Regions from separate parts of the Mus musculus genome. Here region 1 is linked to region 2. Evidence: chromatin loops called from intact Hi-C (ENCODE). Cell type or tissue: left cerebral cortex. All regions are shown on one strand. Links, peaks and the distances in the headings refer to the core of each region. The heading gives the core; the rest is flanking DNA.

Region 1 (16,328 bases), core at 5,965-10,964, 56 kb after region 2:
AATCCTGTGGGAAACTCAGGGTCCTCATAGATAAAATAGGGAGTGCTCTGAATCCAACATGAATTGAGAATGGAAAATAAAAGCAGAGTAAACACTGCCTTTAAAATACTTGACTAGCCAGCCAGGTGAGGTGGTGCACACCTTTAATCCCAGCAGAGGCAGAGGCAGAGGCAGGCAGATCCTGTGAGTTCAAGGGCAGCCTGGTCTACATAGTCCCAGGACAGCCAGGTCTATACAGAGAAACCCTGTATCAATACCCCCCCACCCAAATACTTGAATAACTAACTTTAAGAATGGTGACTCTTGCTTTCAGATTTCTATGCTCTGAGTCCCCTCCCCTACCCTGCTCAGACACATTTTGCATTCCACAGCTTGAATGGACTTTAACCCCATGCTTGTCTTTGCTTTCAAAGACTTCCAGGCCAGCCATTCAATTAGTCATTTTGTGTCCCAGCTGGCCTTCACCTGCTGCCTCAGATGGCTGACAGCTGCAGATGCAGTGTGGTCCTGTCAGCTGTCGCCTCTTTCTGCAGACACAGTGTCTTCAGGGTGAGTAGTATCACCTCCTCTCAGGAGCCTCTAGTGGGGAATTGAACCTCAAACTTCAGCTTCACCCAGCTGACACATGCTGTCCATCTACTGGACATCATTGGAGGGAGGAAGATGTATACAGTGGGAGGAGTTGATTTGCAGAAATGGAAAAGAACCATAGTGCAGAAGAAAGATGGAACATGGCTGGAAGGGAGAAGGACCCGGGTAAAATGAGAATTCAAGCCACAGCAGACTAGGGTGTGGTCCCCTCTGTGACGGAGACTCTTCTCCTATCCTAAGACTCCTCAGCCTTTCCCTTTCTGACTCAACCTCTCTGTCTTTAATGCTTAATTTTCTCCAACAAATACTTTATGTATGGTCAATGTTTTTTTCTAAAACATACACATGGTTATCTTTCTTTTATCTAATGTTGGGGGAGCATCTCTCAGTTTTCCATGACCGAGTTTACTCTTTGTTTGCCAGATATAGAATTCTATAGCATATAATAAAACTTCCCGTGGCCAGTGTCACTCGGTTCCTGCCCATGCAGAGGGACCCAGGAGGCCAGGCTAAAAGCTTCTTCCTAGGTAGGTCTTAGTGTCCCTGTTCCTATGGAAAGGCAATGGCCTGACGCCGTTTGTTAGAGAATCCAACCCCTATGGAAGAGCTAAATACCACTTGTGTTTAATATTTCACCCCATGGGCACTGAACTCTGCTTCTGGCTTCTCTGTGGTTAATGTTATCTGATTTACTATTTGGCTAAACAAATACAGTTCTCTACCTTTGTGGCGCCCCCATGTTGAGTTGACTCCAGCAGCTTTATTGTATTTGCTGACATCTGCTAAATAGATTTCAGAAGAACGTCTTTGCTATTCCCCAAGGCTTACATTTCATACACATTTTAAAACCATTTATCCAATTGGAAGCCAAATAAATTCTCTTGGAATTTTGATTATAATTTTATTAGATTTCTATGTTTATATAGAGAAAACCAACTATTGACATATGGATACTGCTTGTCTTTGTAACTGACTTTTTAAAATGTCAGATATGTTCAAATTTCCTTACTAAAAGCCTTATTAATTATTTTCCCACATAAACTTAACAAATTATAGTAGCTGTTTGGGCTTGGCAAGGCTATTTTGCTTTGTTGTTGTTGTTGTTTTAGAGCATGAATAGAAAGCATGGATAGAAAGATTTTAAAAGGGAATAATTATGGCCACCAGGAATTGGCAATCATTTATATCTCAGTCATTTTCCATAAAACATCATGTGTGCCACCAGCAAGAACAAAGAGTGTATGTAAGTATGTGGCTGCAATGTGAGTGTCACGTAACGTGACATACAAAAAATATATGACGAAGCTGATCAGTGTCTACAGTCAAATCGGTATTTTCAATTTGTCTCACACAGAGCCAACTGCATGCTACACATGTGAGATTCACCTTAAACAAATAACACAGGAGAGCTGCAGGATTTACAAATGCATGCAGAAGGAAACAGAGCTGGTGAGAAAGTCAAGTAGATGACCCCAACAATAAGTTGAAGTTCAAGCATGAATATTAATCAGAAATATGAAATATGAATTGCCATAGATAGTCCATATCTAGACATGGGGAGTATGAAGACATGCATGCCAACCACCTCATCAGCTTCTCCAAAGGGTGAGAATTACGGGGGATCCAGACAAGGCAGGCACACAACTCAGTGCAGGCAACATCCAAGTGCGAGAGGAGAAAAGGGACATTTGAGAACACAAGGGTAATTCTAGACAGGCCTCTGCTTTTCCATCATAGACAGTAAATCATTGTATATAAAAGAGGTTGTGTGTGTGTGTGTGTGTGTGTGTGTGTGTGTGTGTGTGTGAATAGAAGGCGTTCAAGAATTGGGGTGGGGGGGAGAATCCCCGATTGAAGCATGTCAGAGATCTACCAGTGACCAACAGTGGGGTAATTTAAAGAACAAAAACATCTACGGGCTGGGGGTGGCTCAGGGAAGGATTTGCTTCACAGGTTGAAGCCCTGAGGTTGATCCCCAGGCCCCAGGTAGAAATCCAGGGGAGGTGAGATGCACATTTCATCCCAGTGCTGTGGAGAAGGGGGTGATGTGTGGACCCCTCAGGATCCCTGGCCTTCCAACCTAGTCAAAATAGCACGTCCCCGACCAATGAAGAGAATCAGTCTCAGAAAAACCAGATGATATTCCTGAGGTACAACATAAAAGGTTGACTTCTGGCATCCATATGTATTAGAATACAACTGCACACAGCAGCACATAAATACACACATGTACAAACACTCAAATATCCCAGAGTCCATACGCTCTAAATATCTACATTAGCAAATACATTAACTACACATTAACAAATGTTGGGGGAAAGATCAATCCACCATGTGGAAGAATTCCAAACAATTAAGTAAACTCCCCACCCTCCAGGAAATGCACTTCGTCTCCACAGGCCTGAGCAGCTGCAGACGGCGGCTTCCTTTGCAGTGCTCAAAGGAAGCATCAATCATAAGGCATCATACTTTTCCTATGAACTCTGGACATGATGTGCTAACTGTGCCTACCTATGAGTCCCCTGTCCTCATGAGAACATCAGACCAAGTCCAACAGGCTTATGCTGGAAAATTCCCAGGCCTGCCAAGGTCCTGACTCACAAGCTTGAGAACATCCCAAGAGGCCCTCAAGGAGAAGGGATGGTCCTGTGTGATGTGCTGTATTTGACTGTATTCCCCTAGGGTTGCCTTTAGAGATCATAGCAAGAGACTCTGCTCCCTGAATGGGCTTATGCTACCACTGTCCAGATGGGTTACCGCTGGCGTATATTTCAAGTGAAAACCTGAGTCCAGTCTCTTTCTCACTGGTGCTTTCTGATCACATGGTATCTTTCATCATGCAAGGACCCATTATGAAGGCCCCTGGCAGCTGTGTCCTCTCAGTCCTGGACTGTGAGCAAGCACACATGTGTTCACTATGGAGTATGCTGCCTGTGGTCGGGTTTCAGTAGCACAATGTGGACTGAGACAAGCACACCCTGGGAAAGGGACACTAGGTAAGAGACAGGACAGTATCATTCCTGGCTCATTGATAGCTGCATACTCTATAGAATCTGTGAGAACCCTACATGAGTCCTCTCCCCAGGTCCTCTATGGTGGAGGAGGGCAGGGCTGACACCTAATCTGTCCTTTGACTACCACACGTACCTTATTAGGTGAGCAGCCTTCTTCCACAACGCTAAACAAATAATAAGTATTTTCTTTAAAGAATAAAGAGAATAAAGCTATAATGTACTTTAAAAAGTTTGACTTTGGCTGAGCATAGTGGACTCTGGTTAGTAGGCTGAGGCAGGAGGATTACAGTGAGTATGAGACAATACAAGGCTACATACTGTCTCAGAAAACACCAAAACCAACCAACCAAGCAAACAAACAAAACATCAACTTTGTGCAAGGCCAAATTCCAAATCAAATTTGACGAGTATAGTTTTAGGATTACCTGGGCTATGGAGTAAGTAATTCAATGAATTATGAAATAATGAGATGCAGTCAATGTTATTAGCATTTAGTACCTAATTATGCGACCAGAGTATTAAATAGCAAAGCATTAAATGAAGAGCCATCCATCCATCAGGATGCAGTGAGCACTGTAAAGAGCCATCCATCTAATCGGATGCAGAGAGCCTTTCAGCTGACCAAGGCTGGGAGACAGGAGGGCATGGCATCCGCCTTCTCTCAGCCTCCCTTCTCAGCCAAGTTTAGTGAATGAAGTGAAGTCCCTGCCTTCCTCTCCTCGCACATCTCTCATCTGCTGCACTCAGCTTGGTGCACCTGTGGGGTCAAAACTGCTTCTTTTCAGGTACAGCAACCCCCGTGGCTGAAACAGACAGCCAAGCAATGCTTGCTGATGTGTTATCCAGTCTTAAAGGCAACAGGAAAACTTCTCAACCAGCCACAAGAGATGGCCAGGGCTCTGGAGGGATGAAAATGAGAGTTGGGATATAGAGTGGGGTTGATTCCACTTGAGCTTGCCATGGAACCAGGAAGACACCACACTTGAAGCAGAGACACAGCAAGGCCTCAGGTGAGTATGATGTTTGCTTGTCACCCCAGGTCCTCCCGGGTGCACAGAACCTTCTGTGGTCAAGGAAGGCTGCAGGGGCCAAAGAAGCCACAGCCACAGTCACACCATGGCCACACTCATTGTTTTCAATAGGATGGATCTGAAGGAATACCACAGTCTGTAGTAGGTTATGTCCACCCTCTGGCTTATGTGCTTCCACAGGCTGCTTCCTCTGAGCCAGTGGCTTGAATGTGGTCTGCCTGCCTTCCAAGGCCTCCTGTAATGCTTTCTTTCACCCTGACAAACCACCCACTGCTGGGAAGTCTCCATAGTCTTACAAGTCCAGGTTACATACTGGACTATGTTCCTGTTCAAATCATTCATTTGCTTCAGCCGCATCCAGAGTGCAGGTTAGGCCGACTGTGCCAGTGAGGACACAGCATGCAGATGGCATCCTTGTCCTCTTTACCTGAGGCTCCTCCCTCCTCCCATTTCAGTACCCAGCCCCTTCAGCAAAGCCTCACTACACCGTAAACCCTGTGGCATACAGAAAGAGAAAGGTGACAGAATTCGGGTGTTTAGTTGAGTTTTAGGAGTTTTAACCTCAAAAATTAACTCAGACCCCTTGGAATCCTTTACAGTTATATGTATCATGTGACAAGAGTGCCTTTGGCAGCGATATTTAGCAAGTTTCAATCATGTGTTTATTAGAATAAGATTGGAAATAGTAGATTCCTGACCTCGAGCTCGCAGATGTCTCCACAAAAGCAAACGCAGAAATATCTAATCCTCAAGTCATACGGATAAGAAACACAAGTAAATTTGTTTTACTCACAGGAATATTTCTAAGTATTTCCAACTTATTCCTTGTATGAATGGGGCATAGGAGTAATGGAAACTACACTCCCTGACCTGCCAGCAGGGTCTTCCCACAGAGAATGATGAAAGCAAAACAGAGAGCAGGCCAGAGTGTGAGGTCACCAGCCAAAGGAGATCTACTGCTAATCTGTATCAGAAACCAGCAGCCCCAAGTTTCTGCCAGCCTTAGATACCATCCTCCCTAAGTCTAGCTACAATGTTTCTTCCTCACGGCTACTCACTGGAAGTCCCCGAGTTTCATAGCATGAGTTTCTTAGGTGGGATCTTTTCAGTTTGAAATGTTTATGAGAAACCTCTGCTTCCAGAATAAGCTTTGTTGATCCTCATGAGTCTGCAAGGGGTGCTGTGAAGCCATAAGGACCAGATGGAGGAACAACAGTGAGTGGCTCTCTCCAGTTGAGGAGGCCAGAGAAGTCAGTCAGCTCAGCATGCCTCAGCCTCCTCCGGAGGGTGCATGGGCAAGGGCTGCCCTGTGTTCACCTCTTCACTGGAGATAAGTGTCTTGCTCACATGATAGCCTCCCTGTGTGAGGCCAAGTTCAAGATCTGCTTTCCTCGTCTGTCCAATTGGATTGAGACTCACCCTTGTGAATTCTGGGTGACTCGAATGTTGCAACACCTGTTTCTCAATCTCCAGGTAAGATTACATTACAGGGGACTAGACTTTTTAGTCTTGATGTGTCTTCTTTTAGAAGACGCAAAAAGTATCCCAAATGCCATGGTTAGTAAAAGATATTGTTCGTTACTGTATATTCCATGAAACACAAGCTTTCAGCTTGTTCAGGGGTCCAGAGTAGTCTAGAGAGCCAAGCCCTTACTTCTTTCGCTGAGAATGGTCAACTTCCTCAAGTTTGCCATACACAGTTTAAATCCTCAATTTTCCAATCTGTTCAGCCACTCTATGTCTTAAGATTAATTTATTCTAATTTTATACATTTGAGTGCTTTTGCTTGCACATATGTAATTTGCACCATGTATGTGCCTGGTTGTACCAAGTTTTTACATGTGAAAAAAAGCTATCGAGTTAGATCTGCTGGAACTGGAGTTACAGGCAGTTGTGAGCTATAGGGTTAGATCTGCTGGAAATGGAGTTACAGGCAGTTGTGAACCTTTGTTGGGATGCTTAGGACTGAACCCTAATCCGTGTGAGAGCAACCACTGCTCTTAAGCATTGAGCTGTTGCTCCAGCACTAAATCTGTCTTTTAATTGAAAAGATTTGCTGCTCCTCCATGCCCAGCCCACAACAACTGTCTTTTAACAGCTGTAAATAACGATGCTTCAGACCATTACCTTGATGGAAGCAGGTGATTTTCTTTCAAGCAGTTGTGGATGTTCACCGTGTTTAATGTGTGAAAAAATTGAGAATAACAATTTTTTGTGAAGCCCATAGTCAGTTTCAGTATTTTGGAAACCAAAACCGCTAACAGTGACCACAGTTTTTGGTCTGTCACTAGCTGCACACTATATTTACTGCTGGGGCCCTTGTTGTCTTAGTCACATCAAAAGTAGACAAAGATGGAGAGTTGGCTCGAAGGTAAGAGCCCTTGCTGCTCTGGTAGAGAGTTTGGGTCCTGGTACCACCAGGTCAGGCAGCTCACAACTATTTGTGACTGCAGGGGATCTAACTCTCCTGGGTACTCCTGAGCACTGATCCATATATATGTGCAGAGAGAGAGAGAGAGAGAGAGAGAGAGAGAGAGAGAGAGAGAGGAGAGGGAGAGAGACAGAGAGACAGACACAGAGAGAGACAGAGACAGAGAGAGGGGGGAGAGAGAGGAGAAAGAGAGAGAAAGGAGAGAGAGAAGAGAGAGAGAAAGGAGAGAGGGAGAAAGGAGAGAGAGAAGAGAGAGAGAAGAGAGAGAGGAGAGAGAGAGAGAGAGACAGAGAGAGAGACAGAGAGAGACAGAGAGAGGAGAAAGAGAGAGAAAGGAGAGAGAGAAGAGAGAGAGAAAGGAGAGAGGGAGAAAGGAGAGAGAGAAGAGAGAGGAGAGAGAGAAGGGAGAGAGAGAATACAGAAGCAAAAGCAAGGTCCTGTCAGTTCTCATCCAGAACGTCAGGTCCTAAGTGCCTTCCAAAAGTCTTCCTTTGTCTTACCCCTTCTTGGCAATAGGCACACTGTATCAAAATGCATCTCTGCTTTGCAGTGTTAAAGAAGATCAGGTCTCTTGTCTCTGAGATACAGCACTGAGCTCTTCCTATGCTGAGCTTGCTCACCCACACTCTCCAGATGTCTTCTGCTCTGCCCTCACTCACCATTGCAGCGTGGCTGTCATCTGCTGCAGCCCCTGAGAAGGGATGAACACAAGAGAGTGAAGAAAGTGTGGGGCCAGGGTATGGGCTTTCCCTAACTAAGCAGGACAGGTGATGTGGAGGAAAGAAGTCCCTGTAATTAAATTCAACTCCTCTTTCAAAGAGGCTGCTTATAATTAGCAGAAGCATTCCAGATTTGTGGTTCCTCTCTATCTCTAAGAAAGGCTTTCTATTCTTAGATGCTCCGAGCAGAAGCAACTGCTGTGCTGCCCCCACCTAGTGGCAACTACTATAAAGCCTTTTATGCTCAACATTAAGACGCTGGATGGGACTGAAACCCAATTTTCTCATGGTCTTAATCTTTCCCTGTAATAAATTAAGCCGCTTGAAAATTATATAAAATTTTTAATGATGAGAATATGATCTTGTGAAGCTTTGAATTTGTGGCTGACAAAGAAAGTGTTTCTTGTAATATTAAAATTACACGAGACATCATTTTCAAAGGGCATTATTGTTCTCAGTGAGCTTAAATAAATAAGTACTCTTTCACAGAGCCTTGCCTCTCTTCTAAGAAGAGGGTGTTTTCACACAAGTTCCTGATTAAGGTCAGAAATCTGGGTGTTTGCTCTGAGCAGCTCTCTCTCTCTCTCTCTCTCTCTCTCTCTCTCTCTCTCTCTCCCTCCCTCTCTCTTTCTCTCTCCCTCCCTCCCTCCCTCCCTCCCTCCCTCCCTCCCTCCCTCCCCCTTGTTTAGGAACTAAACCCAAACTCATGCATGACAGTCAATGACTCTACCACTGAGCCTTCTTAAGCAAGCAGCAGAACAGAACCGAGGGAATACCCTGACAGCTGACAGTAGGGAACCTGTTCTTTATTCTGGTTTTTTTTTTTTCTCACAAACATCATAAAAATGACTGATCCCTGAAGACAATCTCTCTAATGGAAGAGGATCTTTAAGGCTGCTTCAATTAATTGCTAGTAGTTACAGGAGGCTTCGTATTAAGAAATAGCATCTGATTAGGCTGAAAGCAATTTAGCCAAAGTAATTTGGCTCACTACAACTGGGGTGAATATGAGACATTCCACTTAAAAGCCTAATTGAAAATGAATATTTAGCAAATGATTTCTCAATCATAGTGCTTCTTAAATAAATTGCTAAAATATCTGAGTCTACTAAGTCTTTGGGGGCCATAACTCTACTCACTCTTTGTTAAGTTATCATTTCTTCTGGCTTTTTGTTGTTGTTTGTAACAGCAAATACATTGACAGATGCAGGTCCTCGAACTTTGGTAATTGTGACACTCTGGATAGTCTTATGGGTATTATTTGGAGGGGAGATAATTTCATCTACTTCAATATATTACAAAGATTTAAATAAAAAATTATAAAAATACATTTAAGAAATTGTCAAAGATACAGGAATAGTGAAAGATAAGACATTACAAACCCTACCAGTAGACTGAAAGGAGTTTGTCGTTTCAGGAGAAAGTGAGTGTTATTTTACTTGATTGTCCTGGGGGGAAGTATACACTTGGTTAAGCAATATTGGCACGGTCACCTGTGCCCATTCGGCGATGGATGGAGAGGTCTGGAGATGGAGCTGCAGAGATCAATTGGCTGGATCAGGCGAATGAGAGGCTTCTAGAGGGACTGACATGGGAACAACCCTTCTCTGAGTGGGATAGTTTGTTCAAACATTAACAAGGAAGTGGTGTTTCTATAAACTAAACGAACAGTGTCAGAACAAACATTCACCTTTCTATCACAGTGAAACAAAGGCACCAAGAAGGAATCCCTCAGGCAGCATTTGTTAAACCAAATTTTTATCTGCACTGAGTCCCAGAACAAGGGGGTTTTGTTACTGTGTAAAAATTAAACCAGGGTGTGGTTACTGCAGCTGATTCTCAGCTGCTTCCCTGCAGTGGTGGTGGATTGTAGCCTGGAATTAGAAACCAAAGGAACACTTTTTGCCCTATTCCACTTTTAGACAGGGAGCTTAGGCACAGCAACAAAAGAAAACTCGAACAGATAACATAGCCTATGAGCATTAGGGCCTCACCTCAGTCCTCTCTGCTCATGCCTTTCCTTATCTTCCTGTTTTCTCCAGAAGCCAGCTGCCAGCTTCTGTGACGTCAGAAATGAAATGCTTTCATATTGCATTCTCACACACTGCCATTTATTAATGGTGTGATGTGACCAGTCAGTCATTGGCACAGATTGTGTAGACAGTGAAGTGTGTGTGTGTGTGTGTGTGTGTGTGTGTGTGTGTTGTGTTGTGTTGTGGTGTGTGAGTGTGTGTATGTAAATGTGTGTGTACTATGTGTGGTGTATAGCGGGGGTGTTTATGTGTGTGTGTGTGTGTGTGTGTGTGTGTGTGTGTGTAGTGTGTCTGGTGTGGGGAGGTGTTTGTGTGTGTGTGCATGTATGTGAGTGTATATGATGTGTGTGGTGTTTGTGTAAATATATGTGTGGGGTGTGTGTGTGTGTGTGTGTGTGTGTGTGTGTGTGTGTGTGTGTGTAATTTGTCTTTCATAATGAAGGATGGTGGTACAACTTCGGGAGACATCCTGGGTGGGAAGCTAAGATCTAGTCTGCATCCCGAAGTCCAGAGAGTTATGGAAAGCTCTCAGAGCAGTGTGACTCAGCTGCTCTGGATGATAGCTGCTTAGTCCCAAGAGAATAGAGTGTACACTGGAGAAATGAATGCTGTTCAAGATCGTGATGCCTCCCCGCTCTTACATAGTCACTCAGTTAACTTCCCTCAACGATGACCAAAGGTCTCCATCTCTGGTGGATCCCATGGTCCAAAATTTTAAAACATTGGTGCGGCCTCCCCTTGGAGCATTTGAATATGCACTTGCAAACTGTAAAAGGTGCCTGTCAGAGTGCTCTAGACAACAGGAGCATGGCTATGGGTCTGCCTGGGAGCACAGCACTCTCTCCTGCTATCCTCCCTTCATGTCACCGTATGAGGTGGTAGCACTAGGGTGTCTACTTTTAATGATTAGAAACCAAAATGTCACCACAAAGGGTAGGACCACCATGGCAAGGTATCACGTGCATCCTTGCCGGTGCACAGCAGATGCAGCCATGTCTCAGAAGCTGCCTAACCCATTGGGCACTTAGATAAAAGGCTGTATATGTATATGTGAACATAGATGGAACACAGCTAAACTCAGAAACGAAAGGCAAAGCCTAAGCATTTCCCAGGAGAAGTGTGCTAAACACCTATAAATGAAACTGCAGACACAAGGGGACAGGGAGATAATTTTACACATTCTTAACCCATGAGAATACAGAACGGAAAGTTAAAAGGGTGAACGTGACTTTCCATTCCTTTAAAGATGCTTGCTTTAAAAAAATAGAAAATACATGTGTAAATTTAGTATATTTGAATATAAATAGTTGAAAGTACTTGAGTCTACAAGGCAGACAAAATTATGAATTATACATAAATTATTCTGTCCCTGACTGACCCAAATCTTTATTTCTTGAAAGTAGCATTTCTGTGTGTCAGCATTTCTGTGTGTGAGAGTGCAGACTAGAGGGCTGGGGTGATTTATGGATTCTTGACAGCTGGGTGGGATCTGTAACCTCAGTTTCTCAGGAGTGTACCAGGTCTTACCTCTGCAGACACTTTGGCCTAAGCTTCTGTGGGTTGGATCTGCCCTCAGCCGACTCAGGGCTCAGCCATAGATGTCCACTAACAGATTTGGAAAGTGTATGTGTTTCTGAGGGTCTACTAGTCCCCAAGGTCCTACCTCATTGGTTCTTTTCTGGTTCTGCAGAGTGAAACAGACAAACAAACAAACAAACAAACAAACAAACACTGAGGCATACCCCTACCCCAACAGAAAAGCACATAAAAAGTCAGCCCTATGCAAAAAGACTTACTTTGTGCCCTCATCCTCGGGGGCAGGTGGGGGGCATGTACAATATTTCTTTTGCCTGGCCAGGTTCAGTTCTTCAGAGCATTCCCCAAGAGTTAGTGCACCTCAGTAGTAGTATAACAGGGTTTGCTAGAGGTGGTTTTCTGACTCTGCCTTCAGTGCTCTACTCTCACAGGTATTACAGATCACTGAAAGGTGACATGGACTCTGCAGATGAGTGAAGTGCAAAGCGCTCACACTGAGAGTCTCTGATGAAACAGGCAGATGTTTCCATGCCTCTATCAGAGCCCTGTCCTGTGATGCTCAGATCCAAGAACGGGAGTGGAAGAAAAAGTTGTCCTCATTAATGTAGATGTGTATGCCGTTCACATAGCCATTTCTCAACTATGAAACACGAACCGAAGGCTCTTCTGAGCCAAAGCCTGCACCAGGCAACGGGAGATAGTGAGGGGACTTAGCTGGAATTGGCCTTGGACCTGAGGGACCCGGGGATTTCGAAAGGAAAGCTGAGCAATGCTAAATGCAGAGCTCTGCAGAATCTCCATGGCTAAACCAGGGAGCGCCTGCAGAGCAGAGATGCTGGCATCCAACTGCAGACAACGAAGACAAAGCAGGAGTCCTTCCACCCCCGCAACCATGCTGCATATACATACATTCTCTATAATTACCAGCGTACAGCTTGTGGGTCAAGGCAGAGTGTGTGGGCGAAGATTTACAGAAAGATTTTTTGCAGCTTAAGATTTTGTGCAGGATTCCTGAAATACAGCACAGACTTGTGTCTTCGCATGGTTGTGGTCTGGTACAGTCATCCAGAACTGATGGGTTTGGACTCCAAGGTCAATGAGAATGACACAGCCATTCACATTAACATTAATCTACATGTTAATAAGAATCACTAAGATGGCCCTGGCCTATGTCAGTTCACAGCCCAGACGAATCCTTCTGCCCACCTGGCTGGTCTATCTCAGCCGCGAGTGAATTCGATGTGGTTGCCTCTGAGGCTCAGGGACTACTAAACCTTATTCATTGTTACTAAACCTGAAAGCTCTTTATAAATGAATAAGAAGGCAGTGTAGTTGCACCCTCTGCCATGAATGAAGACTGTTTTAGGAAGTAAAGGCAAGATGGTAACCATGCATGAAATACCACATTCAGAAGCTTTGGTGAGTCTTGGGGATTTGATGATTTCTGCCAATTTGGGTACATTGTGGGTATGTGAGTGCTCTTTCTGTATGTACACCTGCATGCCAGAAGAGAGACTCAGATCCCAATCATAGATGGTTGTGAGCCACCAAGTTACTGGGAATTGAACTCAGCACCTCTGGAAGAGCAAACAGTGCTCTTAATCGCTGAGCCATCTCTCCGAGGTTTTGCCAATTTGAAACAAGCTAGTCACCTAGAAAGAAGAAATGTCAATTGAAAAGCAGTCTCCCTCAGTTGACCTGTGGGCACTCTGTGGTACAATTATTATCCTTGCATCATTACTGATGTGTGAGGGCTTAGCCCATTGTGGTCAGTGCCCTCCCTGGGCAGATGCTCCTGAGGTGCTTACAGAAGTAGACTGGGCAGGATCCATGAGGTGCAAGCAAATTTACAACAGCCCTAAATGACCGCTGCTGCAGTTCCTGCCTCTCGATTCCTGCTTGACTTCCTGCCCTGAATTCTTGTCATGATGGACTATGGTGCAGACACATAAGCCAAATAAAAGCTTTCCTCCCCAATCTGCTTTTGATTATGGTGTTTATTACAACAGAAATCATAGAAGACAGGAGCCAACATAAAGAAACTGTACTATCACCCTCAGAAGGCAGAAAGTAAGGCTGTGAGACGCTGACCTTCAATGGAGGAGTGCTCAAGGGCAGAAGAGGGAGAGGATTTGGGTCACTGGTTTTGAGTGGACAGCTAGAAAACCATCAGCCATATTATAGCTCATTCTTTTCAATATACATGTAATCAGTGTGTGTGTGTGTGTGTGTGTGTGTGTGTGTGTGTGTGTGTGTGTGTGTGTACATTTGACAGATGTATATAATATGTGACCAAATTAAGATAAACAGATATTCCAATGTCTCTGTATAGATCAATTCTTGGGTTGGGAACATTACAAAGTTATTTCTTTCAGGACATGGTGATGCACACCTTTAATTCTAGCACTTGGGAGGCAGAGGCAGAGGCAGGTGGCTCTCTGTGAGTTCTGGTCTACAAATAGAGTCCAGGAAAACCAGGACTTGATTTATTTATAAGTAAACAAACAAAAAGGTACATAAAATTATTTCTCTTCACTATAGCTCATTTTATAACCAATTGTAGAATTTGGTTATAAATCCTTTCCCCTTTTTACACCATCATCATCATCATCATCATCATTATTATTATTTATTATTATTATTACTATTGCTGTTATTTAGGGGGACTGTCAAGCACACATGCGAAGGTCATAACACAACTTGGTGGATGAATCTGTTCTTTCCTTCTGCTACATATGTGGGTTCCTAGGACTGATCTCAGGTTGTCTGTCAGGTTTGGCAACAGCTTTACTCAGAGATTCATCTCTCTGTCCCCCTTTTTATCTTATCTGGGGTCCCACAGCCTTTGCCCTCCCGAGGATGTTGCATTAGCTACCCTCTGCACAGTAGTACTGCATTCAGCCTGTGTACCTGCTAAAGTCCCACAACGACTGTACCATGTACTGTTTCCATCAAACAGCTAGAAAACCTGTCTCCTTCCATCATCAGCCCATCTGCCACCAAGTGATTTTTTGTCCAAACCCATACACAGCCCAGCTTCTGTAGTATGTGTGTTCCCTGAGGCACATACAGGGCTATCCATTTTCCCTGGCTTCCTTCCTCCACCTGTGTGCACCCGACAACAGCTCCCAAACCTCCACCCTGGGCAGTCTCTATGTCCTCTGACTTCAGTGCAAAAGCTGGACATCTCTGCAGCACCCATATCACGCCATGTGCCCATCACATCCGAATGTCCCCACAGAGGGTGACATGGCCGATTGTGTGCCGCATCTCCTAGAAAAGGATCCCGCTGCATTGTTAGAAGAAAGATGAGCAGTGCTGTCTGGAGCTATGAAGGATGAAACTCTAGTGATTGTTTCTACTTTTAATTGACTCACAGTAGTGCCAGTATGAGGGCACAGTGGAGACTTCAGCCCTCATATACAGTGACTAACAGCTGGACGACCTGTGTTTCCAGCTTCCTGCAAACACGCCATTTCTCCCAGTTCTTCAGAAGATACATAACAAACCACTGTAAACTGCTGTCACCTCAGCAGCAGCAGAACACTAGAACCTGCTCCTTTCTAGCTACATTTTGGTGCTTAGCCCCTCCACCTCCAGCACCATCCTCCTCCACTCTGTCCTTGGATCACCCTGTGATGTGATAAAACCTCTGGCAAAAAGCAACTTGGGGAGCAAAGGGTTTATATGGATTACACCCCTCAGTTATAAATATTCATGAGGCAAATAAAATATTTATCTCCCCTTGACCTAACTATAGTCCAACATAAAAATATTTTCCATTCAGTGTCTTTTAAAATATAAACTTTATACACATTTATGTAGAGCCTGTGTTGTTTTAATACACATAGTCTTTATGAATGTCCAAGTCCACCTACACAAACCTGTCTGTCTACATGTTTATCTTTCCCTTGTGGTAAAAATGCTCAGATTCTTTTTTGTAGATTCTTTTAAATACTCCATAGAGTATTATTAACCATAGTCATACTAGTGTGCATACCACGGTCACAGTAACACTAGTGTGCACACCACAGTCACACTAATGTGCACACTACAGCCACAGTAGTGTGCACACTATAGTCACACTATGTGCACACAATAGTCATTCCACTGTGCAGACCAGTCACACTACTGTGCATAACACAGTCACTCTACTGTGCACACCATAATCACACTACTGTGCATCCCATAGTCACACTAGTGTGCATTCAACAATCACTCCACTGTGCACACCACTATAAAGATCATAATCACTATACTGTGCACACCACAGTCACACTACTGTGCACACCATAGTCACACTATGTGCACACCAGTCACTCCACTGTGTGCACACCACAGTCACACACTGTGCTCACCATAGTCATACTATGTGCACACCACATGTGCTCAGTACCATGCAGCAGCCTTTGTCCATGCCTAGCTCTGCCCCATTCCAGCTTCTGATAACTGTCACTCTACCCTTATCCTTGTGCACGAGTGAGTGCCAAATTCCACACATGAAGTGATTGAGAAATATTTCCTATATAAGCTCATAACCCTGGCAGGAGAAACATGTTCTACTGTCCACAGTGTGAGTTTTCTGTTGTACAGTGTGTAGAATGGAAAGTTCAACAAAGTCCGTAATAGTGGGAAGCTGTTTGTATCATATTTAATTTATTTCCTAGAACAAGTGCATAAGTGCATGTGGTCAAGTCTGAGAGCTTCCAGGAACCCTAGACATTGCCTCTGTGTCTCTATAAGGAATAAAAATCTCCAAACAGATGCATAGTGGAGAAGAAACTCAGGGAGAGAAATAACAACCTATGAGCATCCCAAGTCAGAATGAGCCCTACACTGGCCAAGACAAGAGCCTTGACCTCCCAGAAGTGCGGCTTTTGATGTCTGTCCACATGCCTATGTTTGCACTCACTGTTCTCCTACAGGGCAAAGATGCTCCAATTTCAAGATATAAGGAGTCCAACTCAAAGCAA
Region 2 (16,328 bases), core at 4,286-9,285:
TTTTTGCAAATAGTGACATAAAACAGAGTGGTGGCTCTGATGACTCAGAGAATTAAAAATGCACAAAAGACTCTCGGAACAGCGGTGCCACAAACAAGAAAGATTTCTAGAGTTGTTTGCACCAATAAAACAGTAAGCGCCTAAGTTATTTGCTACCCACGCACCAGGATTACAGAAAGAATACCCCGAATCCAGCCAGTTTACCCAGAATGCTTAGAGGGCTTCTTGCTGTACCTCTGTGTGTCGTGTCATAGTGGCTTAGAGAGGAAGCTAACAATCAATGGCCAAAGGACACAGAGTCAAGAGAGCTGGGTACACCCCCAAAAGCTACTCAAACACTTTTACAAAGGATTAATTATATCCTTACCACCTATCTTCCATTAACCAGTAAGAAAATAACCAATCAGCTTCTAAGAGCTGGCCATACTAGAGGCAGGACAAAGGTATCCTCAAACCTTCTGACTTAAAGACATAGCTATTCTCAGCTGCCAGTATAATTAATGAAGTGAAAATGAAATCCAGGGTGTTATCACACTTCCCACCTATCAAATAAAGTTTGGTGATTCATTTCATAGCGGGAGCAAATTGGGGTGAAACAGACTCTGGTGCAGTGGTGGGAGTGCAAGTTTTCACAAGTTGTCTGGAAGGAACAGGGTAATATTTACCAAAATTTAATGCATACCTTTCCTATTTCCTGTGTAGAAATTAGTGCTCTAATATAACTACTAATCTAATCACAGATATGCTGGAATCCAGGCACAGACATCAATTTTAACTGACAATGACAAAATGAGCTGCCTACCTGAGTTTTTAAAATGGCAGTTGAGTCACAAAGCAGGATGAACCTCAAACACACTGCTAAGGAAGAGTGTAAAATGGCCCCAGGAAGGTTTGTAAAATAAGGCATGGAGGAGTACAGTTACACAGGTAGTATAGTAGGCACAGTACCTCTTGTGAAAATAAGGATTGTTCCATAGTCACGTGACACGTGCATTAGTGCGTGGAAGTACTTGTTGGAAGGATGATTTGGGAGTTGTAATCAACTGTGTGTGACAGGCATGTGATGTGGGAAATCCCAGTCCTCCCCTTCTCTATGTCTCTCTCTAACACCATCTCTGGAAGCACCCATGCTGGCAGACATACTGCTGCCCTGTGGCCATTGTATAAGCTTTGGCCAAGCCTCTTCCCACCCTTTTCTTGCTATAGTCTGACTGTTGGAATAAAACGAGCAAATGAGAACCTTGTGCTTGGCATAAGAATCCAACAAGCAGATGAGGTCTCTATGACTCTCTAGCCATCACTATTCTCTCTATCCCTTGCCCTCTCACCCCTCCCCCTCTCCCTGACTCCCCTCCCCCTCTCCCTTTCTCCCCCTCTCCCTCTCTTCCCCTTCCTTTACCCCTTTCCCTCCCCTCCTCTCTCTTTCTCTCCATGTAATAGTGTAAATACCAAACAAATCAAATCACAGTCCATCGGCAGCCCCAAGACTTCATTCAACCCCTTGCTGCTTAGCATGCACACACACACACACACACACACACACACTCCACTCACTGTTGGTGCATTTTCCCTCTGTCCTATTCCTGATGCATATTATAAAACAGAGCTATATAGAGTATTATCATTCATATCTAGTCTTTAATTTCTATTCTCCGTTTCTGTGGGATTATTTTTTCCATGAGCAGCAATCCCTTTTCGTCTTCCTCCCACTGCTGGGGAGTACCCTGTTGTCTACACACACCCCACAAGTTTTCTTTATTCTGTTATTGATACAGACGTGTGTTATTTCCAGTTGGGGGCTATCTAAGTAGAGATGTGAGGACTGTATGTGTAATCTCTCCACAGGCACACAGACTCACATTTTCTGCTTTGCCATCATCACAGACACTTTGCATCTGTGGTTAGAGTAAGCAAAGAGCTAGCTGAGCACAGGCCTGGTATCTAAATCAACAGAGCAAGAATTGTTAAATCTCCTCTATGCCTATCCTGGAGGTGGGTAGGGCAGAGAGAGGCAGGGAGGAAGGACTTTCTGAAGACTGCTTAAACTTCAGTGTTCGTTTTGTAATGTTGTGGGAATGGGAAGATGATCTCAGCTGGTGCTCTTTAGTGCTGTCCATCTTGTCTTTGGAATATGGGTCTCTCATAGCTCACCCAGTAAGCCAGGCTGGCTGGCCAGTCAGCCCCACTGATCTGCCTGTCTCTATCCCCCAGCGCCCCCATTTCTCCCCACACACAGTGGAATAATAAGCACATGCAATCACACCCGGCTTTTTACCGTGAATTTTGCTGATTACCCTTGGGTCCTCATGCTTGCAAATGGCAAGCAATTTACTGACAGAACTATAACCCTTACTCCTTCTTAGTGTTCCCAAGCAGATATTCTATCAACTTTCACCCTCAGTCACGGTGGTCCTTTGTGTTTTTGGATGCATTAATACTTTGTGACCTGTAAATTTAATAAGAGGAAGCTATTTTATAAATTTTTATAATTTCTGGCTTGTATTTAAATACTTTCTGGGTCAGCTTTAAGGTTTATGTGTTTTCCTGGAGAATTTTCTATCCACCCATTTTTATCATTCTTGGCAACATAATCCCATGAACTCTTGTCATCTCCTTTGTGTGTCTTCACTGTTTGTTTTATGTATTGTTCTTTTGTGTCTTCACTAAATTATTTCATGGTTCCTGTGTTCGTGTCCAGTTCATGTGTATTAGTTACCTTTTCCGGACAGTTAATTAAACTGAAGATTTTGTGTTCATTACCCGAATTCTATGGAATTATTTGAGTAGTTTAAATAAGGAATTTGCTGGGCAGCAGTGGTGCATGCCTTTAATCCCAGCACTTGGGAGGCAGAGACAGGCAGATTTCTGAGTTCGAGGCCAGCCTGGTCTACAGAGTGAGCTCCAGGACAGCCAGGACTACACAGAGAAACCCTGTCTCAAAACAAAGCAAGACAAAACAAAACAAAACAAAACAAAACAAAACAAACAAACAAATAAAAAAACCACCACCAACAAGAAAAAACAATAAAAAGGGAATTTATTCTATTACATTTTCCTGCCATGTTTTCATTAAAAATGTGTTTAATCTCCCCTGTTCTCTGCATTTGTTCTTAGCCCAATTCAATTTTTCCAGAAAACTGTTTCTTTACTTACTTGCTGAAAACTGCCTTAAAAACTGTTCTGATTACAAATTGTCAGGCTTCCTCCCTCTGGGCTCATGCTTCTCAGCCTTCCTAATGCTGCGACCCTTTAATGCAGTTTCTCATGCTGTGGTGACCCCAAACCATACAGTTACTTCATTCCTACTTTTAACTGTAATTCTTTTCTACTGTTATGAATCACAGTGTAACTATCCAATATGCAACCCCCAAAGGGGTTGTCATACACAGGTTTAGAACCTCTGATCTAGAGGAATACTGTGTCTCCGCCCTTGGGCATAGCTGTCTGATTTTGGAATGTGGGTTCTGTGGTTACTGGCTACTGAAGGCTTAGCATCAAGTGTCCTTTCTGTCTTGTGGAGTAGGGAATGGTTTCCCACGTCCTTTGACAATGAGCTAACCTCCAAGCCAGTGTGAGTGACTAGGGAGGTCCTAGCTAGACCTTCAATGAGGGTGACATCCTTTGTTCTGTCCCTATCACTCTGCAGCCAGCAGAATAAAAGATCAGGTATTTCAGAGGCAATGACTTGAGTCTAGGGAGAGATGAGAAGACAAATCATTTGGGGAGGTGGGCAGGAGGGTGGGTCTGCAGGCAGGAGGGTGGATCTGTAGGCAGAAGAGTAGATCTGTGGGCAGGAGGGTAGATCTGAGATAGTTGTAGAAGTGATGTGATTGATTATGATCAAAATAATTTATATGAAATTTTAAAAAACTAAAAAGAAGTGAGAAATATTTTTTAATAGTATGGGTTGAAGTAATCTTTAAAAAGACGGTTTTCAGTAAAATTGGCCTCTCCCTGGAGAAAATGTGTGTAGCTGTGAGCTGATTTCTCAAATGATCCCTAGTAATCTTGACAATTCCCAAAGAAATACAAAGGATACAGGTGGAAGGCAGCTCACAGGTGTAAAAAGGCTTGGGGCAATATTTCTTGCATTCTCTAGTTACAGATTCTACAATGTGTTTAAATAATAGAAGGCCAAAGATGCATTAAATCTTTTTCCAATTAAACTTGTTCAACAATGCCAATATTAATTCCCCAGATAAGTTTCTACTATGCTTTTGGAGACAGCAAGAATACAATGATGAGGTAGATACATCCTTCCTTCAACACCATATATTATTCTGGAGGAGGTATCAGAGTCTGAAACCTGCCTGGTATCCATGTGTTTATTTAAAGTTTTGGAGTTTTTTTTTTAATTAGATATTTTCTTTATTTACATTTCAAATGTTATCCCCTTTCCTAGTTTCCTCTCTGAAAATCACCTATCCCCTCCACCCTCCCCGTTCTCCCCAACCCACTCACTCTTGCTTCCCGGCTTGGCATCCCCTATACTGAGGCATAGAACCTTCATAGTAAGCACCAAATATTTCGCTTATTAGTTTACACAGAAGGCTCTTCATTCAGCCTCCAACTTAGTTCTTTGATAACTTTTTCCTCAGCCTTGACAATCATAAATGCACACTGCACAAGCAAATGGACAACGCAATGGAGCTGCTTAGTTGGCCATGTATAATGGGCACACGTAGTTACAGTGAAAACAGCACCATCCTAGGATATGCATATAGTAACCATGGTCATTTCTATGCCGCCAGAAGACTATCAATGATATAAATAATTAATTAACCAGAGCACCAGTTCTTCAATAGACAAGGTTGAGAAATCCTAGAAAAACTAGCCAAAAGGAAGGAGAAGATCTAGTTTTAGAAAACTAAGTATAAAAAGCTGATACTATTGGAATTGACAGAATTATTGGAAACACTCCAAAGATCTATACAGCAATAACTTGGAAAATCTAAAAGTGGTTAAGTATCTAGACACATATGACCAATCAAAATTGGACCAATGTGTGAACGCCTAGATATGCCTGTGTCAAGCCATCATGTTGATCAGGTAGTAAGCTATCACTCACCGGTGCTCTGAGAAAAGGCCAGTGTGGCTAGAACTGCTGTTAAATTTTACCAGATACCAAACACTCAAGTCTCAGCCCTGTGGGATTGGCTATCATTAAAACACAAATGTTGGCAAGGATGAAGGGTGAGTATGAGCAGATAGGGACCATGTATGCTGCTGCTGGAAGTGTAAACTGATATGTAAAATATGGAAATATGCAGGGGTTTCTCAAAAACCCAAGAGTAGATCCTACCTGGGACCCCTTGGAATATACCCAAAGGAATCGAAGTCAGCCACCTGCAGAGCCACCTTGTCACCCATGTTTACTGCAGAACTATTCACTACAGCCAACATACAGACTCAGCCGGCAGATGATGGGTAAGGAAGATACAGTTTATATAAACAGTTGGATTTTACTCAGCCAAAATAGGAAAGAAATTAGACCCTTTGTAGGAAATGAATGAATTTAGAAATCACCAAGTTAGGTAAAATAAACCAAACCCTAGAACGCAAATAAGTCATTCTGTCTGTCATATGTGGAGTGTCTGATATAATATAATAATATAATATATTAATATAATATATAAATACAATGTAAAAATAGAAGAGGGGTTGTTTGGGGAGAGGAAGGAGCTACATGGGTACAACAGATAAGGAGGTCAGTGAGGCAAGAATACAGTCAAACTACATGGTATGCCTGACAACGATGTCATTGTGAGACCTCCACTTTTGACTATATATATGATGTTTTCATTACCCCTGCTCACTCCTACTACTGCTCTAATCTATAAACTTCTGCTAAAATATCACTTGGATATTTTTCTTTGAGGTATCTTAAAATAAAATTTACATGGATTCATATGCTGTCCCTGGAATCTGCTTACTGAAGGGTCTGGGGATCTAGGTGCCTTGAGTTCAGCAACTGGCAAGTTCAGTCAGCTGTTGAAGGACAGACATCAGCAAGACCAAGGGCAACAGCCACTGCAGCCTCTCCAGAGACCTGAGTAACACAGGGAGTTTCAGTGCTATCAGTAACCATAACTTACCTATAAATTATTTGAAATCCATTATTTTACAATCTGTAAAATTCCCTTAAGCTTAACAAATCAAACATTTCTAACAGTTTTTCCTTAAAAAGAGGCAGTTTAGATATAAGTATGTTCCTACTGTAAGATATTCTCAGTTCCTTGTTCACTTGCATTTAAACAACGTCTTAAAATATATATATATATAAACATTCACACATTAAGCGCTAGCTACTGAAATAAAATCGGCTCCCTTTAAGACATAAATGGCTCTTCTTGCATCAGCCACACCTGCTGTCTTGTGTGAGCTGTGTTTTAGCTTGACACTCTTTGAGCTTCAGAGAAAATGGGGGATTTTTAGCACCATCTACACTATTCGGGTTTTGTGATCCTGGATGTGGAAGTTAGCTCATATTTCTTTATCCGATAGGTTCTTAAAAGATCAGTGCATGAGAAGAAATGTAAATTTGGCATATCAAATGATCGACAATTATATTACTTTATAATACATTCAGGTTCTGTAAAGACAGGAGCTAACTTTAGCTGAATTCTTAAGACAGAAAAGACACTGGCAGTTTCCTAAATTAGTGTAAACCCCAAAATATACAACTTCCTTCTTAGAACCAAGGTTTGTGAGACTTACTTAGTTTAAATGCTGCTCTTAGCCTACGCTGAGGACCCCTCCCCCACATGCTGCTGTTCCTTTGCTCTAGTTATGGGTGACTTAGTCAGGGTTTTACTGCTGTGAACAGACACCATGACCAAGGCAACTCTTATAAGAACAACATTTAATTGGCGCTGACTTACAGGTTCAGAGGTTCAGTTCATTATCATCAAGGTGGGAAAATGGCAGCATCCAAGCAGGCATGGTGCTGGAGGGACTGGGAGTTCTACATCTTCATCTGAAAGCTGCTAGCAGAATACTGGCTTCCAGGCAGCTAGGATGAGGGTCTTAAAGCCCACACCCACAGTGACACACCTACTCCATCAGGGCCACGCCTTCTAATAATGCCATTCCCTGAGCCAAGCATATACACTGGGTTCCTCTGAGTTATGTGTGAAAATTTATGTTCTGTGCTGATGAGTGGCCATCCTCTTGCTATTTCTCTGTTTGCTAAAGTTGAACTTTGACCATCCTCGAAAAGTAAACAAATTCATCAATCTCAGAGTAGAGGGGCTTGCAGAGCTTGGGCCTCCGGGCAAGTGTTTCCTAATATGCACAAGTGATACAACGCCTGTGTGTGTGTGTGTGTGCATGTTTATATGTATATGTGTATGTGCACGCACATGTGCATATGTATATGTATATACTGAGTGTGTTCTCCAAATAATGAATAATAACATTCATCTGAAAATACTAAGGTTTTAGTACCAAAGCATGTTGAAGACTACATGCAGATACACCATCTTTACATGACATCTTTCTGAAGTAACTCATATCCCATAAACCTCACCTTGCTACAGTTCAGTACTTCAGTACCTTCAGAGTCTTGTAATCCTTCTGTGTTGGCTAGTTTTATGTCAATTTGACACAAGCTAGATTCACCTGAGAGAAGGGAACCTCAACTGAGAAAATGCCTCCATATGATCAGGCTGTAGGCAAGCCTGTAGGGCATTTTCTTAGTGATTGAGGAAAGAGGGCCCAGCCCATTGTGAGTTGTACACCCTGGGCTGGTGATTGTAGGTTCTATAAGAAAATAGGCTAAGCAAGTCATGATGAGTAAGCCAGCAAGCAATACCCCTCCATGAACTCTGCATCCAGCTTTCTTCCTGGTTTTGGTTCATGCCCTGACTTTTGTCAACTCAGGATATGTAAATGAAGTAAACCCTTTCCTCCCTGGGTTGCTTTTGGTTATAGTGTTTCATCAAAGCAATAGTAACCCTAACTGAGATACCTCACTACTATTTAACTCTAGAACATTCTCATCATTTGGAAGAAACACTGTGTATTATCAATCTGTCTCCACCTCCACTAACTCTACAGACACTAATAAACATCCTCTCTCTGCATACCCTCCTCTGCTGGGCACTTCACATCTACAGGGTCACAAAGAGGTGACCTGCTTGTATCCTTTCAAATAGACTTTCTAATGAATAGAAGATCTTGTTTTGTTTCATTCTCTCTCTTGATGTTATTTCGTTTTAAAGAGTTGCCTGATAAGAGATATAAAATCTACACAAGCAATTATGCTGTCTTATTTCCCATTCATCTGGATTATCTAGTTTCTTTAGGGTATACATAACCAATCAAAATCATTAAAAGCAAATTCGTAATAAGCACTAAACATATTCTGTTTAAAGAACATGCTTATTCCACTGCTGTTAGGAGTAACTTTTTGGCAAAATCAGATGCTTCTACCTGACATAGAGAAAGACACTATGAAGGCATAAGAACCCACAGTGCAAGGAAAGCCCTGAGCCTGGATCATCATAGAGCAATCAGTACCGTTGGGAAGTACAATAGAATTGAAAAAGGATGCTTTGATAATAGCAAATTTCCATGCAGGATGGGAAGAGGGGAGGAAACCCCTCATCTTCGTGTCTTCATCAACAATGATGTTTACCATAGTCACCAAGAGATAGATTTAGTTTTCCCTTTCAAAGCCTATTGATGGGTTCAGAGTAAAAGCATTGTATAAAATTAAAGATGTTGAAACACACCTGTAAACCATGGATGCAAGTGTGCCCTTGCCCAACTCCATGTCCACCCTCTCTCTGGTCCTCACCCTGCCACCTCTGAGTGAACTGTCCTCATGAACCTGATGACCATATCAATGTCTTCCCGACAGAAGAGAGTCCACCAGACACAAGCTTGCCCTCCTGGTGGAACACTGTATCCCTGAGAAAACACAGCTCTCTCTTCAGAGGGAATAGGAGATGGTTTATCTGGAGACAAATATGAGTGAGCACAAATCTAAACACAGGTATAGGTTATCCCCAAATTATCAATCAAGACAATTTCAAATTCCTTGGTGAAAGAAAAGCAGAAAATCTTTTGCTGGCCTCAGACACCATCTCCTGGGTTCTTAGCTTTTTGGTTGGTTTGAAGCTAATAAATTAAAATATTTCAGAATGTTTCCACTGATAGTCACAAGGATGTGGTATCAGACATCGAGGTGGGAAGGGTGGGTAAGATGGGGATTAAAGGAGCCCAGGATAGGTGCCAGTTAGGCTTTGTACATAGAACATTGCACTTCCCCAAAATCTTTGGAGTTCTAATTAGCAAGGAGCCTTGCAGCTCATCCCTCCACCTTCAGCTCACAAAAGTACAAGTTCAGTAGTCAGTTTGCAGTCACTACCTCGGCATTCACACAGGGCCTCTAAGAGGCACATGAATCCGAGTGGACTTATGTGGGATGTAAATTTATCCAGCCCAAGATGCAAACATCTTGGGAACAAGACATCTAGGAAAAAAGCTCCAGACTGGCACATTGAGAGGCCAACTAATTAATTCTGTATGTCGGTGTTTTCAGCTCCAAAGGGGGCTCTCTGCTATGGGGATGCAGAATGATCAAGTCAGAAATCATTGACTTTAAAGCATTCTATGCAGTGAGTGGTAATAATTATCCTCAAAGTTAGCATAACATCTAAAATAAAGACTTTACAAAGTATTACGGAGCAGAGTTTAATTTTAAAGAATATTGGCACTAGGCCTGGGTTTTGAAGAATGACACAGAATTTAGATTTTATCAAAAAAATGAGAAAAATTATCCATTTTCCATAGTCAGAATGGTTTCCAATGTAATAGACAGAAAGTGTCAAAATCAGACATCCAACTCATTCGGTGCTTGAAGGAAAGTGAGTGTATGCGACTCTAGCTTCAGTCTGTGCGGACTGACTCTTCAAGAGGCCCTGCTTAGAGTCTATGGTGCTCTTCCCTACTGAGCAGATTCTCCTGTCTGGTAGATAAAAACTTCAAGACTTCATGAGAGGTATCTCACTCTTGTTACCAACCCACACTGTAGCCTGTCATGACAGTGCATGCATTTGAGAAGTATGTTCTTGACCAAAGAAGGGGAGCTGGGCTTTAATGTTATAGTGAAAAAGTCTGGGCTACTTCCCAAACCAAGGAGACAGAGAAGAGGGAAGAGTGTGGCAATGCTTAGAACTTAAAAACCAACCAACATGGGCTTAATGAGGCCATGAATGGTGTTGCTATTGGAATTTTGGATGAGAGATAGATAAGTGGGTAAGGATGACATTCCTGCATACAGAGGAACAAGGTAAGGGTGTCAACCCCCCATGATTACTACCTCTGACAGGACTGTGAGAGAAAAGCAGCCTACTCTCCAGGCCATGAATGGAGTTCCTGGGATAAGCAGGGAAATCTAGAAGCATTGACATCATGGGGGTGGAGTGAGCTTGAATGGGAAGATCAAGAAAGAGAAAACAACTAAGAAGTACAAATATAAATACCTAATTTTAAAAATCCTTTAAAAAAAAAAAGAAGTACAAATATTCCTTAGCTTGTGTATTTCTATTGATGTAAAGCAAATCCTCATTGTGTGGGGGAGTCAGAAGTCTGGACATATCCCAGCTGGGTTCTCTGGTCAGGATTTCAACAAGCTGCAACCAAAGCCTTGGCTAGGCTAGGTTCCCCCACAGAAGCTGGGCCATGGCTCCCAAGCTTGCTGATACCACTGTAAGTGTCTTTGTGCACATGATTGAAGAACCCCACTTTTTGTTTGCAGTTGACTAAGGTTCTCAAGACCCCCAAAGTTCCTTGTTTCTTTCCTAGTGCTTCTGATCTAGGTTAACATGGAGACTTGCATGATGACACACATTCATTGCATGGGCACCCCACCCCCTTTGCTGTGTTATCATGGGAAGAACCAAGTAGCAAGTCATAATGTCACACAGTAGTCTGGCAGAGAGGTGTGAAGATCCAGAGGTGGCTCAGCCTGAACACAGCGCTCAGTATGAGCTGACAAGGTCTCCAAGGATTGGTATGTCTGTCAAGAGATCATTGGCCTCAGTGATGGAGTGAGGGCAGGAAACAAAATGCAGTGAGCTAAAGACAGATGAGGAATGAGGAACTGAAGATAGAAAACTACAGGACTCCCAGATGCTTAGCAATGGAGGGTATAGGGAAAGTAGTCACCAGACCGTGAGGGTAAGGTAGAGACCCTGTGGTCTTTGTTCTTAAGGTCAGCACAGGTCTTAAGTGAGACTCTGTGGGATAACATGAGCTAAATTGGAGAAAATCAGAACAGATCTTGTTGTTTTTGTTTAGGTGAGATAAACAAAAATGAGGTCATTGCTGTGTGGTTGCATGCCAATGTGTACCCTCTTGTGATGATTGAATTACCCCTGCAAGTAGCCTCAATAATCTTGTTGATTAATCCCAACCATAGGTGTTTCTTTGATATGCCATTGTTGCCCTAGCTGCAGGGAATGGACTCTATTCAGAAAATGTCACACAGCGGGCATTATGGGAAAGTGGAGGAGACCATGACGGGGAGGCAGAAGATAAAGAGGAGAAGAAGCAGGTAGAGAGTGAAGGATCCACAGGGGACCTACTGGGAGCTCTCTCTGTCCTCTCTCCCTCCCTCCTTCCATCCCTGCCTCCCTTCTGCTCACACTTGCTTACCCCTGATGTGAAAGAGGAGCAGCTAGCCTTCCCTGACCTGCCTCCAGCCCTCTTGCCTGTGAGGTTTCCTGCCCAGGTCCCTGTTCAAGTGCCCAAACTGCCTGCAGTTCCTACTTCTTCCTCCCCCTCCCCCTTCCCCTCCTCCTCTTAGTCTTCCTTCTTTCCCCTCCCCTCTCCTCCCCTTCCTTCTCCCTCCTCCTCTTCCCCTCCCTACTCCTCCTCCCTGTCCTCCTCCTCCCCCTGCCTCCTCCCCATCCTCCTCCTCCTTCTTCTTCCCCATCTTCCTCTTTTCAAATCATACCATATACCTGTTTGTAATGTTCCTGATTGAGAGTGCAAGAGACAAAATAACTGAAGAAAAATCCCTCAGAACTAAAAGAGCAAACCCTTCCTACAGTCTCAGCCAATGTTCCACTTTTCCTTCTCCCCAGTGTAAAGCTTCCCCAGACAGTCTTGGTAACTATCTTCAGAATAATATTTGTGTAAACTCTGCTTGCTCCTTCCACGTATTTTAAACATTAAAAAAAAAAATGTGCTTACAGACCACAGGTGATAGGAGACACCGTGGGGACAACACAAGGATAAACACTAGTGCTCTTTTTGAAAATTACCTTGATTTAGAAGATGATAGCGGCTGCACCTGCTTTCTAGGTACCCAAATTCTGAAGGGAACTGGGAATATTTTAAGCATTGCTTGATGAATTTGAGCCATTCCCGCATCAATGCTGTGTTTTCAGAGAAACAAATTCACAGGGACTGTGTGAACACAGTCACCTGTTACCTGCAGCCTCCTTTCTTGAGTGCAGAGTCTTCCGTAACCTACTATAGACTCTTGAATAGGACTTGGCAGTCAGCACCTTCTTTCCCAGAAGAAACGCTGATGAAGGACACTGTTTAGCTTAGGCTGGCTGCATCTCTGCTCGTTGGCCTTCTTGGCTTCCAAACACAGGCTTGTTCTTGACATGGGTGCCCTGCATCACTTAAAATGTACTTTTAAACTAGACAAGTCCCTGACTCATTCTTGCCTTGAGCATTTTTACCGGATTTAAGTTTCACAGGCTTAAATATTTTTCCATCGGGGCCAAGACACAGGATTTAAATAGTTAAGTGTGGTTTTTCCAATTGGCTCTTTCTCTTGTTGTTCCCAGCAAGTATCTGGATTTGTAATTCTCTTAGGAACTGAGCTCTTCAGCCCCTCTCCAGGCTTTGGGGGGGGGGGGGGGTATCAGTGCCCAGCCTCTCCAGCTACTGGGGAAGACTAAACACATTGATGGGTTTGCCTTGTGTTTCCCAAAGCATGAGAACACAAGGGGATACCTGGCAGGGGAGTGAGGCCTGTGTCCTGGAGGCAGGATCTGCTGGCTGAGGCTCCTTCTCCTTCTCTGCCACCTCTAGGTAAAAAGACTCAGACAGAAAACAGCACCTGAGTACTGATGGAGGCAGAAATGTGGGTCACCGCATCCCCTAGCAGACTCCTGCCTTCAGGGCTCCTGTGAACCAGAAAGCTGTATGACTGGGGGGGGGAGGGGATGTGCAGATGGACAAAGGGGAAATTCCCATCACTTAGTGGGTTAGAATTCATCCTAGCTGCATCAATAAAAGCTATGTCATTTTGTAATTTTCATGCCCAACATTCGACCGTGTTTATATGTGAATATATGAAACCAGAAATGTGAGTGAGCACCCCAACGAGCCACGGAGTAGGCAGCTCTATCTGGACAGAAAGCGTAGGCATCTGTAAAATGACCTTGTTAAAGTGGGGCCAATGCTTATGCAGCTGTGATTTCCTCATGGCCCTAATGCATGTCAGTTTTCATAACTCCAACTTTTCTCAAGTTACAAAAAAATGACCACCAGCTAGCCAATCTTCCTCTGGCATTTTGAAATATGTGAAACTCAGCCTCTTGGCCATTTACATTTTATCTATGATCTCTTCTTCTACTGAGAAGGTACACAAATACATGTGATACCAGTGCAAGCTAAAGCAGCAGCTCATTTCAGACATCCAGTCACTAAGAAAATGTGATTTAGTACAACAAATTAGAAAGTGGAAAATTAATGATACAATTAGACCACTGTCTATTCCCACTAAGAAGGGCAATTATAGATTTTAAAGTCATATTCAAGTGCAATGGTACATACCTAAAATCCTAGCACCCAGGAAAAGAAGGCAGGAGAATGGCTAACTTGAAAGCCAGTCTGAGCTACAGAGGGACACAGATCTCAAACATTAATGGTGAAAGAAGTAGCCAAGGCTGGAAATGGACATCAATGATAGAGTACTTGCCTAGCATGCTCAGGACTTAGATTCCATTCTAGCCAGATAGGTAGATAGGTAGATAGATAGATAGATAGATAGATAGATAGATAGATAGATAGGCAGGTAGAGACAGACAGACAGACAGACATGTCAAGAAAACCAGCCATCTACCATTGCTCTTTTGGCCTTATTAAGCATTAGTGTATGTTATGGTTTATATATGCTCAGCCCATGAAGTAGCACTATTAGAATGTGTGGCCTTGTTGGAGTGGGCATGTCACTGTGGCTGTGGGCTTAAGACCCATATCCCAGCTTCCTGGAAGCCAGTCTTCCACTAACAACCTTCAGATGAAGACGTAGAACTCTCAGCTCCTCCTGCACCATGACTGCCTGGGTGCTGCCATGCTCTTTCCTTGAAGATAGAGAACTGAACCTCTGAACCTGTAAGCGAGCCCCAATTAAATGTTGTCCTTTATAAGACATACCTTGGTCATGGTGTCTATTCATAGTAGTAAAACCCTATATTTTCCTGTATAATTGTCGTCTCCAAGCCTACTGCCTCTGTCTGCTAACCTAGGCCTAGATCTGCACATTTCTGGTTTTCTTTTTTTTTTTTTTTTTTTTTTGGTTTTTCGAGACAGGGTTTCTCTGTGTAGCCCTGGCTGTCCTGGCACTCACTTTGTAGACCAGGCTGGCCTCAAACTCAGAAATCCGCCTGCCTCTGCCTCCCAAGTGCTGGGATTAAAGGCATGCGCCACCACGCCTGGCTGATATGCACATTTCTATCCTCCATACAATCTTATCTAGATCTAGAGTGCTTTGCTTCTCTGAGACTTACTTCTGGATAAGCTCTTTCTGAACTCAGGCTGGCTGGTCCAGCTCAAGCTCCTCTCCAAACAGTGATTCACTCTGGCTTCTCTCTCAGCCTCTGACTTTTCACTCTGCTTGGCCTCAAACTAACTCTAACAATCTGTTCTAAACTTCTAGTTCCTTTTTCTTCTCTGGTTCATTCTTTCTTCACCTACATCTGGCTGTTTCTGTCTTTGCCCTGTCTCTGTAAAACTCTCCTGGTAAAACTGCCTCCTCCTCTCTGCACTGCTCTTAAGTAGCTTCCCTTTCCCTTCTCTTCTCATGAGAGTTGGGCAGATCCTATTCTGTCAAATCTTTCTCTGATTTGCCACTTTGTCTGCCACTCAATTAGAAATCACTTTCAAACATGGCTGCTTCCTTCTACAAACTAACTTTACCTTTATTGTTTAGGATTAAAAATGGGTACTAAGGGCATGCCTGTAGCCTAGCCAGAAGGATTAAAGCTGTGTGCTAAGGGCTGAGCCATACCACACTAGAAACAGCTTTTCCCCCAGTAAATAATACAATCTAGGGGCCCACAGTATGATCAAATATCCTGCAAGACACTAATCACTGGCGATCAAAATCAGACCTCTCACCAAGTGACCAAACTTTAAGGAATCCTTAAGTTCTGTTTTATGTGTTGTTTGAACAGCTGTCTTGAGAGAAGGCAGGTAAGTATCATAACATGTCAGTAAAAGACACAGGAAATCAGCATCTCATGGATGAGGGGAGAGATGGGGATGGAGGAGGGGTCTGCCCTGCTTATGTTCCCGAGTCATATACACATGCAGACCCTACACATTCCAATCAGTGTACAATAGACATTGACACTCTTCATGATAAATCCCCATGTGGTTCCACATTCCCAATGGGGCACAAATGGAGGCCTGTGGGGTTTCCCACCTGACTCATGCATCTCGACTACTACTTGTGAGTTCTGCAGACTACAATGTGCTGGAGAGAACAAGCCTGCTCTCTCTGCATTTGTAAGAAGATTACAGTATCTCTGACTCTACTGCTGGGACTGAGCGGCTCATTACCTCCTTGTCACGTCTCCAGCCGCAGGTAAGATGTTACAAATGATGGGAAATTTCTCTCTCTTTTTTTTTGTGATATTTTCTGAAGAGGCAAATCTCTCACAAGCAGAATAAGTTTTTCTCAAAACTCCCTACCAAACCCACTTGCTGATTAAAGTGATTTCTGTCACTGATCTGACAGCTCCATACTCAATAGTAATAAAGCTATCACTCTATTTAACATTCTAGGTATTGACTGGTGGGTTGACTCTGGTCACAGATAGTGGGAAAGATGGTAGGAATGACAGCATTGGGAGCAATGGCACTTGTAGTGTCATTGTCTGGTGTTCTCTGAGTCACATGCTCTGGTCATGGTACCTGTTCTCTTTTTAAAAACTTTTTTATTGATTCTTTGTGAATTTTACATCATGCACCCCAATCCCACTCAGATCTCCATCCCTTCATATCTCTGTCCTCCCTTACAACCTCACCCACAAAAGCAAGCAAACGAACACAGGAATTATACATATATGTAC

What was found. Hi-C counts contacts between places; a loop is a spot of excess contacts. Peaks named below come from ENCODE experiments on the same cell type or tissue, not always from the same donor. Only the 100,000 strongest peaks of a DNase experiment are listed, where the experiment ranks them.
Region 1: it touches region 2 in a loop (2.1-fold over the local background); 2 of 42 quality-filtered maps call a loop at or near these places.

What each region holds. Positions count from the first base shown.
Region 1 is chr8:10,045,306-10,061,633 of GRCm38, reverse strand. No RefSeq gene overlaps it. Among named protein-coding and RNA genes, the nearest start is that of Tnfsf13b, 47 kb to the right of the region's middle. In left cerebral cortex, for the core only: a CTCF peak has its summit at 8,004 (motif pointing left); DNase peaks (open chromatin) are centred at 7,756, 7,927 and 10,883; H3K27ac peaks cover 779 bases.
Region 2 is chr8:10,099,144-10,115,471 of GRCm38, reverse strand. No RefSeq gene overlaps it. Among named protein-coding and RNA genes, the nearest start is that of Myo16, 47 kb to the left of the region's middle. In left cerebral cortex, for the core only: no CTCF peak of the experiment used is centred there; DNase peaks (open chromatin) are centred at 6,401 and 6,721; H3K27ac peaks cover 484 bases.